Linked DNA regions of Homo sapiens: region 1 is linked to region 2. The links are chromatin contacts, found by Hi-C or POLR2A ChIA-PET in ENCODE. All regions are on one chromosome and are shown on one strand. The core of a region is the stretch at or near the end of the contact, and the rest is flanking DNA. Distances in the headings are between cores, read along the strand shown.

What was found. Hi-C counts contacts between places; a loop is a spot of excess contacts on that map. ChIA-PET counts read pairs that join two places held with the same protein, here RNA polymerase II (POLR2A). Pooled maps may share reads with other maps.
Region 1: a pooled map shows a loop between it and region 2 (12-fold over the local background). The contact joins the promoter of MYDGF here to the promoter of UHRF1 in region 2. A Hi-C loop is called at or near these places in 8 of 50 pooled maps. POLR2A ChIA-PET finds 5 or more read pairs at or near these places in 4 of 52 experiments (BJ, WTC11, activated CD8-positive, alpha-beta memory T cell and 1 more).

The regions. Positions count from the first base shown.
Region 1 is chr19:4,665,213-4,671,751 of GRCh38, forward strand. It overlaps MYDGF (myeloid derived growth factor), which reads right to left and starts at 5,130. Exons shown (of 6, transcript NM_019107.4): 1 at 4,949-5,130; 2 at 3,383-3,433. The coding sequence starts at 5,122. RefSeq lists a silencer at 5,130-5,519.
Region 2 is chr19:4,907,589-4,913,917 of GRCh38, forward strand. UHRF1 (ubiquitin like with PHD and ring finger domains 1) reads left to right here and starts at 1,913. Exons shown (of 17, transcript NM_001048201.3): 1 at 1,913-2,067; 2 at 3,288-3,450. The coding sequence starts at 3,298. It also overlaps a transcript of ARRDC5 not described here. RefSeq lists an enhancer at 946-1,852 and silencers at 1,672-1,751, 2,252-2,771.

The DNA.
Region 1 (6,539 bases), core at 3,880-6,379, 240 kb before region 2:
CTGTTTGTTTGTTTGTTTGTTTGTTTTTGAGATGGAGTCTCTCTCTGTGGCCTGGGCTGGCGTGCAGTGGCACGATCTCGCCTCACTGCAACCTCTACCTCCTGGGCTCAAGCGATCCTCCCACCTCAGCCTCCCAAGTAGCTGGGACCACACCCAGCTAATTTTTGTGTTTTGTAGAATCACTGTCTTGCCATATTGCCCAGGCTGGTCTCAACCTCCTGGCCTCAAGCAATCCTCCCACCTTGGCCTCCCAAAGTGCTGAGATTACAGATATAAGCCACCATGCCAGGCCTAAGAACAACTCTTAAACATATAAATAGATGTCCAGGCCGGGCGCGGTGGCTCACGCCTGTAATCCCAGCACTTTGGGAGGCCGAGGCAGGCAGATCACGAGGTCAGGAGATCAAGACCATCCTGGCTAACATGATGAAACCCCATCTCTACTAAAAATACAAAAAATTAGCCGAGCGCAGTGGTGGGCGCCTGTAGTCCCAGCTACTCGGGAGGCTAAGGCAGGAGAATGGCGTGTACCCGGGAGGCGGAGCTTGCAGTGAGCTGAGATCGCGCCACTGCACTCCAGCCTGGGCGACAGAGCGAGACTCTGTCTCAAAAAAAAAAAAAAAAAAAAAAAAAAAAAAAGATGTCCCATATCATTTATGAAAAATAAATAAACACAAGCTGAACTATCGTGAGATACCTTTTTCTCCCAGGTCAGAAGGGCAAAAGCCCTCCTGTCTGCTAACACACCATATGGGTGTGAAAACCAAGACTATTCCAGGTTGTCGGTGGAGCTGCAACAGGTACAAGCAAAATGGAAAATGCAGGCTGGGCATGGTGGCTCATGCCTGTAATCCCAGCACTTTGGGAGGCCAACGTGGGATGATCACTTGAACCCAAGAGTTCGAGACCAGCCTGGGCAACATAGCGAGACCCCATCTCTAAAATGACTGGCCTCTTGCACGATGTTACCACCGGGGAACCTGGTTAAACGGTACTTGGATCTCTCTGTAGGATTTCTTACAAGTGAATGTAAATCTACCATGATCTCAAAACATACAGTTTTACTTTTTTTTTTTTTTTTGAGATGGAGTCTCGCTCTGTCACCCAGGCTGGAGTGCAGTGGTGCGATCTCAGCTCACTGCAACCTCTGCCTCGTGGGTTCAAGCGATTCTCCTGCCTCAGCCTCCTGAGTAGCTGGGATTACAGGCGCGTGCCACCACGCCCTGCTAACTTTTGTATTTTCAGTAGAGATGGGGTTTCACCATCTTAGCAAGGCTGGTCTCAAACTCCCAACCTCAGGCGATCCACCTGCCTTGGCCTCTCAAAGTGCTGGGATTACAGGCGTGAGCCACCGCGCCCAGCCCAGTTTTACTTTTAAGAAAATGGACCCATGAATCCCACTTCTGGGTGGTTTTCCCACAGATGTAACTGCACTTGTACAATGAACCCTGGCCAAGGTTATTCACGGACTGGGTTGGAAGTAACCCTCAATCCATTAGTACGGGATTGTCAACTCCACACGTCCATGCAACTGAAGCGCTTTACATAGGATACAGAAAAATCTCTAGGAGGCCGGGCACCGGTGGCTCACACCTGTAATCCCAGCACTTTGGGAGGCCGAGGCAGGCTGATCATTTGAGGTCAGCAGTTCAAGATCAGCCTGGCCAACATGGCGAAACCCATCTCAAGGTGTTGACCGGGCTAGGCTCTTACTGGTAGCTCAAGGTCCTCTTCCAAGCTCTTGTGGTTGTGGCAGATTTCAGTTCCTCTTGGTTGCGGGACTGAAGTCTTCATTTCCTTGCTGCCAGCCAGAGGCTGTTCTCAGCTCCTAGAGGCCGCGTGTATTCCCTGCCCTGCAGTTCCCTCAAGGGCAGCAGTGGCGTATGTGTCCATGTGCTTCAAATCACCCTTTTTTTTTTTTTTTTTTTTTTTTTGAGACAGAGTCTCGCTCTGTCGCCCAGGATGGAGTGCAGTGGCGCGATCTTGGCTCGCTGCAAGCTCCGCCTCCCGGGTTCACGCCATTCTCCTGCCTCAGCCTCCCCAGTAGCTGGGACTACAGGTGCCCACCAAAACACCCGGCTAATTTTTTGTATTTTTAGTAGAGACGGGGTTTCACCGTGTTAGCCAGGATGGTCTCGATCTCCTGACCTTGTGATCCACCCGCCTCGGCCTCCCAAAGTGCTGGGATTACAGGCATGAGCCAGTGCGCCTGGCTCGCCCGGCTAATTTTTGTAGTTTTAGTAGAGACGGGGTTTCACCATGTTGGCCAGGCTGGTCTGGAGCTCCTGACTTCAGGTGATTCGCCAGCCTTGGCCTCCCAAAGTGCTGGGATTATAGGCATGAGCCACTGTGCCTGGCCCAAATCATCTTTACTGGCTCTTCTGCCACCAGCTGGAGACAACAGCCAGCAAGGAAACCGGGACCTTGGTCCCTGAACCACAAGTAACTGAATTCTGCCAACTAAGAGCTTGAAGGAGAGGATTCTTCTCCCAGCCCAGAGACTTTTTTTTTTTTTGAGACAGGGTCTTGCTCTGTTGCCCAGTAGCACAATCACGGCTCACTACAGCCTTGACCTCCTGGGCTCAAGCGATCCTCCCACCTCAGTCTCCCAAGTAGCTGGAACCACAGGTGCACGCCACCACGCTGGGCTAATTTTTTTATTTTCTGTAGAGATGGGGCATGAGCCACCATGCCTTGCCTGTGATACCTTTATTTATTTATTATTTATTTTTTGAGACAGAGTCTCGCTCTGTTGCCCAGGCTGGAGTGCAGTGGCACAATCTTGGCTCACTGCAACCTCCGTCTCCTGGGTTCAAGTGATTCTCCTGCCTCAGCCTCCTGAGTAGCTGGGACTACAGGCATGTGCCACCATGCCCAGCTAATTTTTGTATTTTTAGTAGAGATGAGGTTTTGCCATGTTGGCCAGGCTGGTCTCGAACTTTGACCTCAGGTGATCTGCCCGCCTCAGCCTCCCAAAATACCTTGAGTTTGGTTTTATGAAGCACACAACTGAGCTGACCCAGACTTCTGACCTACAAAGCTATGAGATAATAAATGGGTGCTGTTTTAAGCCCCTAAGCTGTGATAACTTGTTGCACTGCACATAAAATACAACATCCCAACAGATGCTCATGGGGATGGCAGACTCCCATCTCCCCTCCCTCCTTCTGTCCAGACATTTGCTTGCTCTGTAGAATAATAACAGCAGAATCTGTCGTCACTGTTTAATGCCAATACTCTCCCTTTTTATTGGTTTAGGAAGAGTCATTCAATGAGTGTAAGGTGATATAGGTGAGACCCAACCCTGCTGTCTGCTACAGAACATCTCCCTACAACAATGGATACTGTCACAGTAAGCTAGAGGGAATTTTGAACAACTCACCTCATTGGTCCCTCCTTGAGAGGCGTAAGTGAACATACACGTATATTTGTCCTAGAGAATGGAAGGAAAAAAAAGGTTTGGTAGAAGGAAATTTTTATTTTGTTTAAGAGACGGGGTCTTGCTGTCACCCAAGCTGGAGTGCAGGGGCACAATGACAGCTCACTGCAGCCTCGAACTCCCAGGTTTGAGTAATCCTCTTGCCTCAGCCTCTCAAGTAACTGAGACAATAGGTACGCAACCACCACACCCGACTAATTTTTTTTTTTTTTTTTGAAGCAGAGTCTTGTTCTGTCGCCCAGGCTGAAGTGGGATGATCTCAGCTCACTGCAACTTCTGCCTCCCGGGTTCAAACGATTCTCCTGCCTCAGCCTCCTGAGTACTTGGGATTACAGGCACCTGCTACCACACCTGGCTAATTTTTCGTATTTTTGTAGAGATGGGTTTTGCCATGGGACCTGGACAAGTGAAAACTTTTCTGAGCCTCTAGTTTCTCTCTGTTTCTCTTTTTTATGTGAAGCATTTTCTCATCTGTAACTTGGGCCTAACATATAAAGGACTTGGCATCACACCTAACTATAAGGAAGTAGTCAACAAACTGGCCTGGCACAGTGGCTCACGCCTGTAATCCCATCACTTTGGGAGGCCGAGGTGGGCGGGTCACCTGCGGTCAGGAGTTCAAGACCAGCCTGGCTAACATGGTGAAATCCCATCTGTACTAAAAATACAAAGATTAGTAGTCCCAGCTACTTGGGAGGCTGCGGCAGGAGAATGGCATGAACCTGGGAGGCAGAGGTTGCAGTGAGCCAAGATCGCGCCACTGCACTCCAGCCTGGGCGACAGAGTGAGGCTCCATCTCAAACAACAACAACAACAATTATCCGGGTGTGGTGGCACACGTCTGTAATCCCAGGTACTGGGGAGGCTGAGGCAGAAGAATTGCTTGAACCCAGAAGGCTAAGGATGCAGTGAGCCGAGATCCCGCCACTGCACGCAAGTCTAAAAAGAAATAGTCAAAAAACAGTAAAGATACTGTTATTACAGGCGGGGAAAGGGAGGCTGAGAGGGGAAAGGACTTTGCCGACAAGCTGAGTACAGGGCTGAGGGCCCGGCCTCACACCCTCGGTGAGGGGGGACCTTGTGCAATGGAAGGAAGGAGCACTTCCTCCCTCTTCGGAGCTGCAGCGACTGATTTCCTTCAGGCCCAGGAGGGCAGATGCCCTTTAGCCTCCTGCCGCTCCCATCACTGACCCCTCCCCACCTCTGCGTCTGGAGGGCAGGGGTGCCTGGACACTCCAGGCAGGCGACAGGTGACAGGTGATCACGCCCCCTCAACGCCGCCGGGGCCCACAAGGCCCCGCTCCCTATGAGTTCAGTCCTGCCCCAGTGATGACCCCGGCCTCACGGTCCCGCGCCCCCCACTCAGCCTCCGACCCTAACAATCCGCACCCCTTCTTCAGTACCCACCTCCGCGGTCCGCGCCCCCTCCTCGGGCCCCGCCCCCAATGCTCCGCGCCCCCTCCCCGGGCCTGCCAGCACTCAAATATCCGGGACGGCGGTGGCACGTACCCCCGGGCCCACGTTATGGGAGAAGGAATGCACGACGCCGCCGGGCCGCACGTCAAACGCCACCGTCGTGGGCTCGGACACCGCCTCCGCCGGCCTCAGCGCCACGGCCCCTAGGAGCAGCGCGGCCCACAAGCTCGCGCCGACGCCGTTCCACCCTCCGCTGGGCGCCGCCATGTTGGACTAGGGTCCTCAGGGCAGGGGCGGGTAGACGGGGCGCGGCGAGGGACACGTGGAGCGTCCGCCGGAGGCCACGTCGGCGTCGGCTGTCCACGTGACCCGGCACGCCCCGCCCTGTCCACCGCCCGGGGCCACCATCTTGGGGGCGGGACTTTGTCGAGGGGGCGGGACTTTTGCCGAGGGGGCGGGGCCGCCGAGGGGGCGGGGCCGCCGAGGGGGCGGCCTCGTACCCTAGGGACCCTGCGTAGCCCGGCGATCCTTGGAGGGTCCCTCAGGTGGTAATGGAGTTCGTTTTGGGGTCTCAGGGTCCCTCACCAGCCGTGTGACTGACTGCAGCTCTTTCAGTTAGGAGATGTACAGGGAGTGAGGGAAATCGAAGGTCACCATTAGGCGAACTTCTCATAATCGTTGCAGCCAAGATGTGTGTGCATCGATATTCAAAATTAGCAGAGGGAAAGTAGGATGAGAAGCAGGATGCTTGCTTTTGTTTCCCTCTTGTTGCCCAGGCTGGAGGGCAGTGGCGCGATCTCGGCTCACTGCACTCTCCGCCTCCCAGGTTCAAGTGATGCACCTGCCTCAGCCTCCCGAGTAGCTGGGACTACAGGTGTTCACCACCACCCCTGGCTAATTTTTGTATTTTTAGTAGAGACAGGTTTTCACCATGTTGGCCAGGCTGGTCTTGAGCTCCTGACCCCAAGTGATCCGCCTGCCTCGGCCTTCCAAAGTGCTGGGATTACAGGTGTGAGTCATCACGCTCGATCAGTCTGTGTATTTGTTAATAGGATTATGTGGGTGTTCACTTCCTGGCTTTGATAACCTGGCTTGTCCTAGGGGTTACAGACGATGTTCACATTAGGGGGAGTTGGATGAAGCGTATTAGGAAACCCTACAGTTTCTGCAGATTTTCTGGGAGGCAAAAATTATTTCAAAATAAAAAGTTAAAAAGAAAATAATCCCTACCTCAAGGAGTTGTTGGGAGGAGTAAGTGAGGGAATTAAGTTCCCACACCGGGACGAATGAACTGAGAATTATATATTGTAGCTATTGCTATCATTAGATCCCAGGTTTTCAACTAGAGAAGGAAGTCATTCTTTGGTTACAAATGGCTTAACATTTCAAGAAAACACCAGTGGCCAGGCCTGGGGGGTCAATAATTAAGCTGGTGTTTCTAGTCCTTCCCAACTGGCAAAAAACAGAATCCAGAGAGAAAACGTCATAGATGACTCCTAAGATGGGTTATAATTCACCCTTTGAGGAATTAAATCACTCTACTCCATAGCTACGGAGGGTGGTGAGCCCCAGGGAGGTGAGAAGGATCCCCGTGGAGGCTGACTCCTCTGCCAATGACAGAAGTCCAAGCCAGTTGCCTTTCTGCAGTGGCAGCCTGTTCTAAATTGGGATACCTGCTTGCGTT
Region 2 (6,329 bases), core at 663-3,162:
AGTTTGGGAGGTCAGAAGTCTGAAATAAATTTTAGGGGCAGGGCGGGTTCTAGGAGTCTTTCTTGCTTTTTCTAGCCACCAGAGGCTGCCCATCTTCCTTGCCTCTTGGCCTGATCTTTTTTTTTTTTTTTTTTTTTTTTTGAGACTGAGTTTTGCTTTTGTTGCCCAGGCTGGAGTGCAATGGCGCGATCTTGGCTCACCACAACCTCTGCCTCCTGGGTTCAAGCGATTCTCCTGCCTCAGCCTCCCGAGTAGCTGGGATTACAGACATGTGCCACCACGCCAGGCTAATTTTGTGTTTTTAGTAGAAACGGGGTTTCTCCATGTTAGTCAGGCTGGTCTCGAACTCCTGACCTCAGGTGATCTGCCTGCCTCGGCCTCCCAAAGTGCTGGGATTACAGGTGTGAGCCAACGCGCCCGGCCCTTGGCCTGATCATTGTAAAGCCTGCTTCCACTTTCCCATCTCCTTTGACTTTGACCTTTTGTATCCCTTTTTCACTTATTAGGACCTTTTAAGGACATTGTGCCCACCTGGATCACCCAGGAGACGCTCCCCAACTCAAAATCATTAACTGAATCACACCTGCAAAGTTGCAAAGTCCTTTTAGCTGTGTAAGGCACTGTATTCACAGATCCTGGGGGCGAGGACGTGGGGGTCTAGAGACGCATATCTTCGGGGGCCATGATCTGTCTCCTATATTAGGGACATAGCAGAAGTCCCACTGACCAGATAGAGGAGACTTAATAGAGTGACGAAGAAACTGTAAAAAGCTAAGTGGGAACTCAACATTTTTCTGCTCACAGCTCTCAAGGGAAAGACCAAAGTCCTCCCCGGTGGCCTTCAAGGTATTATATATCACCCCTCTGACCTCAACTCCCCCTCCCCTTTGCTCAGTGGGCCCCAACCACACCAGCCCCTTCCTGCTCCCTGGACACCTCTAAGCCTTTTCCGGCCTCTGGGTTTGACTTTCCCTCCTAGACCCATCTGTCCTTGGAGTCTCATCTCCGATTCCAGCTCAAATGTCATCTTCTCTGAGAGGCCCACCGCAGTGGCCCCAGTGAGAGAGTATCCTCTCTCCCCGCCTCCCACCACATGGCTGCTGGTCACTCTCCTATAAGGAATCATCTGAAATTATCTGCTTTAGTTATTCATTTCTTGCCTGTCTCCCCCAGATAGGAATTTTCCCTCCCTGAGACCACCAACTGGGTCTGCCATGTACACCGCTGGGTTCTGCAGCTCTGAGCAACCTGTCCGGCTGCTTTGTAGGTGCCCAGCACAGGTCACTCCTGTGCCCGCCAGGACTGGTCAGAGTGGAACAGACAGGGCGGAGGGGGCAGGGCAGCCCTGCCCGCCTGGACAGCCTGGAGAAGGCGGGAAAACGAGGCGGGAAAAGACAGCAAACAAGCCCTGCGGGTGGGTAGAGTGGGGAGCCCTGGCAGGCCCTGACGCCAGGCAGTGGGGCTTGGGGCGATCGGGCGAGCCATCAGGGTGCAGGTGGTCTCCTAGGGGCCCCCCACATTCCCTCGCAGTATTTACACATTGATTCCGGCCTTCTTAGACCTACTGGTCAATGCGTGCGAGTGGGGGGCTGCGAACGGACTTGGACTTAAGAGTTCAGGGGGTCTGTACCCTGGGGGTCCCCAAGGCTCCTGGGGTGTCCACGTGCGGGGGGTGACCAGGCCCTGCCACGCAGCCCCTTTGCACGCTGGGCGCGCCCAGCAGAGCGCGCAGGGCTGGGCGGAGCCGTGGCCCACTAGGCGGAGGCGCCGTGGACAGAGGCGGGGGCGCCCCCCACCCTCTTTCTCGCTTCCCGCCACTGCGTCGGCCAATCAGGAGGCAGGCGCCCGCCCCCGGCACGGCCTCCTGCGGCCCCGCAACTCCCAAATGCCGAGTTTTCGCGGGAAAAAAATCAGAGCAGCTGGCAGCGCGGCGGGCAGCGTTTGCCGAGCGGGCGCTCCGGGTCGCACGCAAGTCCGCGCGGGGTCCGGGCCACGCACGCGGTTTCATCGCCATCCCCAGCCGGGCCACGCGCGCAGGCAGACAAGCTGTTCGCGGCGACCGGAGAGGTGAGCGGGCGGGCCGGGTCGGGGTGCCAGCCCGGGCCGGGCGCACGGGGCTCGGGAACTTTGCAAAACTTTCCCGCGCGGCCAGCCCGGGCGCACGCATGTCCCGCACTCTGTCCCGGGATCCAGGGCCTCCCCTTCCACCTAACCCTCGGGAATCGTTCCCCGGCACACATCCGGCTGGAGCCGGGACCAGCGCTGCGTCCCCGGAGCCCGGCGGGGGGTCGAGCGCGCCGGGTGGGGGAGGGCCTGGCGAGCCGCCGGGGAGGATGTCAGGCTCCGCGCCTGCGCGCGGGGCGCCCCGCGATTCAATTGTCGCGCCCGAGCCCGATTTCGCGCGCCCTGAGTTCCCCGGGAGCATCTGGGCCAATGGGGAGCGAGCGGGGCGGGGCGGCCGGGTGCTGCGGAGCCAATAAGAGGCGGCTCAAGTGAAGGGGGGCGGGACTTGACGAGCGGGGGCCCCCTCTGTAGTCCCGGCGGCGGGGGTGGGCGTGGGCTCGCTGGCGCGACCCGCGCGGGCCAGTGGGAGTGCGGGAGGGACGCCGAGGGTCCAGGGTTTGGAGGGGCGCGAGCTGCCGGGGGTTGGAGGTCGAGGTGAGTCGCGGGGCGCGCGCGCTCGCGGGTGGCCGGGACGGGGCGGCCGGTTACCATGGCCACCGCGGGGCGGGCCCGGTCGCGCACGCGCGCGGGGGGGGCCGGCAAGGAGGGGGGGCGTGGGCACCGAGGGGTCCCGGGGTCCGCGGATCTCGGGTGGGGTTTTTCCCTCTCAGTGGCACTTGGTTGAGTTCCCCCGGGACTTCTGAAGTTCCGGCCCGCGCTGGACTTCTGGGATTCCCTCTTCCGTAAATAGGAATCCGAGGAATGAATGAATCAATGAATGAATGAATAAACGAACCAACTCGGCCACTTGGCCCGGGCCTCCTTTCTCCTCTGGTCGTGGGGAAGGAGGGATGGGTTGGACCTTCTGCTTTTCTTTCAATTCCCTCTTTTCATTCTCCTTCCTCCTCAATCTTCAACACTTGGCTAGTCGTTAATGCCTTAAGTGCTTAATTTGTTGTGTCTGGTCCTGGCCAGGGTCTGGCTGTACAGGAGGACTGGAAGGGCATCCTGGGAGTTTCCTGGTGTCCACAGGCCGGACAAAAGCAACCCCGACTCCTTAGAGCATGGCATGGCTCAGAGGTGCTGGTAAAACTGATGGGGGTTTTTGCTGTCCCTCCCCTCAGCGCCGACACCATGTGGATCCAGGTTCGGACCATGGACGGGAGGCAGACCCACACGGTGGACTCGCTGTCCAGGCTGACCAAGGTGGAGGAGCTGAGGCGGAAGATCCAGGAGCTGTTCCACGTGGAGCCAGGCCTGCAGAGGCTGTTCTACAGGGGCAAACAGGTACACCCGCCGCCAGCACCTTTGTTCTATGCCTGGTCCAGGCCTCGCGCCTCTGCAGCCACCAGCCGATACTTTCTCCCTCCCACCTCCCCCCCCAACAACCTCGTCCGGTCCCACTTCATCTCTCCCGGAAGGAGAAGTCCACAGAAACCTCAAATGCCTGCGAGAGGAAGGAACAAAGGGAGGACTCACAGATTGACACGCTGGGCTGGCGGCTGGCCCTCGAATCTATAGGGTCTGGGCTTTTAAACTTCTTTTTTCAAAGCTCCGCCTCAAAATAATGGCTAGAGAAAGAAGTTTTGGAGGTGGCCGATGGAAGGCTGAGGAATTTTCGAGAAAGGGCCCAGGACCATCTGGTAGCTAGGACGGAGGGGACCAGGTTTTCTTTTTTAAACATCCACCACCAATTGCTCTCAGCCTGTACCGGTTAAGCATCAGACCCTGCGAGTGTTTGTTTCTAAAAATTTGGATTAGCTTATTCAGAGTCTGGAGATGGCGCTTGCTAATCAGGAATTTCCGCCACCCTGAGCCTGCTGTGCTGCGGCTGCTGCTGACCTGGGGCGTGTGGTCCCCGAGGGGTCCACCGACCCTCGTCTCTTTCTCTGTTCTGTCTCCAGCCCCTCGTTGCATTTAAAATGTCCCCCTTTGATTTCATAGCTGCCACGTTTGGGGCGCTCCCTCCATTGGCACCTGGGGGTGGAGGTGCTACTTTGGTTGGTGTTTTTGTGGGGGACTGTGGGACCTACTGGGAGTGGGGTTTCCCGGCAGGATGAGACAGTGTGATCGAAGGTGTAGGTCCCATCTGCTGGAGTTGGTTGGACCGTGGGGACGGGCGTAGACTACTGGAACTGGATTAAAAGTCGTCAGTTGAGCTGCGTGTACCCCACTGTGTTGTTGTTGGATTTTGAACCGGGTACTGCTGCCATCTGGTGTCTAGGTTGGAAAATAAACACTGCGCCCGGCCAGGGGTTTTTGGGGGCTGGGAGGATCATGCCTGCTCACTCCAGATGAGACCTGATGATTAATTTCTCTGGCTTGCATGCCATAGGAGACCTTCATTAGCCCTCTTCCCGTAAGAGACGTGATGACTTGAGTCTTAAGAATCTGAGTTAACCCGCCCTGCCCCGGGAGGAGGCGATCTGGAGAACTTGGGGAGTTGACGGTGCAAGCCGCGTGTGTGCAGAGAAGAGGCAGGGCCGGGCTCGACAGAGGAGCTCCGCCTGGCGCTCTCTTCCTCCCTCCTCCTATGATGCGTGCTCCCTTTGTGGCATCCAAACTGATTTTGATTTGCCACTCAGCCTATTGGGTCAGCACAGAAGGCTTCATTTCACAAAGAGTTTCTGAAGCCTGCAAGGACCTTCTAAGTTCACAGCGTAGGTCAGTGGCGGGTTGGACTCTCATGCTCCCAAGTTCAGGAGAGGAGATAATGCTGAGTATCCACTCTATGCCAGCCACCGAGCTAGCATTTTAACTTTTGCATTTCAACCATGCAGGAATGGGAAAACACCTAGACACACCTGCCATGTAGATTTCACCATCGGTATTCTGACTTATTAGGTTTATCTTGAAGCGCTCTGTCTTTCTCTCTGCCCGCCAATCCATCTTTTTGGGATGCATTTCAAAGTAAGTTGCAGACACCAGTCCACCTTTCCCTTATTACTGCAGCACACCGTCAGTACCTAGAGCTCAGTATTTGTTTTTGGTTCTGTTTTCATTGATTTTTTTTGTTGTTGTTCCTATTTGAGACAGGATCTCACTCTGCCCAGGCTGTGTTGCAGTGGCACGATCACAGCTCACTATAGCCTCAGCTTCCTGGGCTCAAGCAATCCTCCAGCCTCAGCCTCCCAAGTAGCTAGGACTATAGGCATGCACCACCATGCCTGGCTAGTTTTTGTATCTTTTGTAGAGATGGGGTCTTATTATATTGCCCAGGGTGGTCTCCTGGGCTCAAGTGACCCTCCTGCCTTGGCCTCTCAAAGTTTTGGGGTTACAGGCGTGAGCTACAGTGCCGGACCTAAAAGCTTTGTCTATAGTGAAACAGATGTTAGACAGACTGAATAATTTTGACAAATGTCTACATCCATGCAACCCAAAACCCCTATCTCCCCTCATTTGTAACATAATACTTGAGTCATACAATAGTGTCTGTCACATTTCTAAGTTTAGTGTGACAATGACAGGAACACGTATGTTAATTAGACATGTACATTGTGCTTTTTTTTTTTTTTTTTTGAGATGGAGTTTCATTCTTGTTGCCCAGGCTGGAGTGCAGTGGCTCGATCTGGGCTCACTGCAACCTTCATCTCCCAAGTTCAAGCGATCCTCCTGCCTTAGCCTCCCAAGTAGCTGGGATTACAGTCACCCACCACCACGCCTGATTAATTTTTTGTATTTTTAGTAGAGACGGAGTTTCACCATGTTGGCCAGGCTGGTCTTGAACTCCTGACCTCAGGTGATCCACCTACCTCCGTCTCCCAAAGTGCTGGGATTACAGGTGTGAACCACTGCACCCAGCCACGTACATTGTGCTTTTAATTGTCAGGATGTCCGCAGTGATGACACCTGGCCCTAGCCTTGCCGGAACTCACCCGGACTGAACAGGGAGCTGGGATTGGAACCTGGGATTTTGGTTTCTGAGACTGGGCTCTCAACACTGAATTTCGTCTCCCAGGTCAGCTCTGGTAGTTATGAAAAGATTCAGTGTTCCTGTGTAACCTTCATAACCGCCTCTTAGTTCCCTTACCCTGTGGCTGTTTCCCATGCAGTAGCTTTTTTTTTTTTTTTTTTTTTTGGAGACAGTTTCGCTCTTATTGCCCAAGGTGGAGTGCAATTGCGTGATCTCGGCTTACCTCAACCTCCACCTCCTGGGTTCCAGCGAT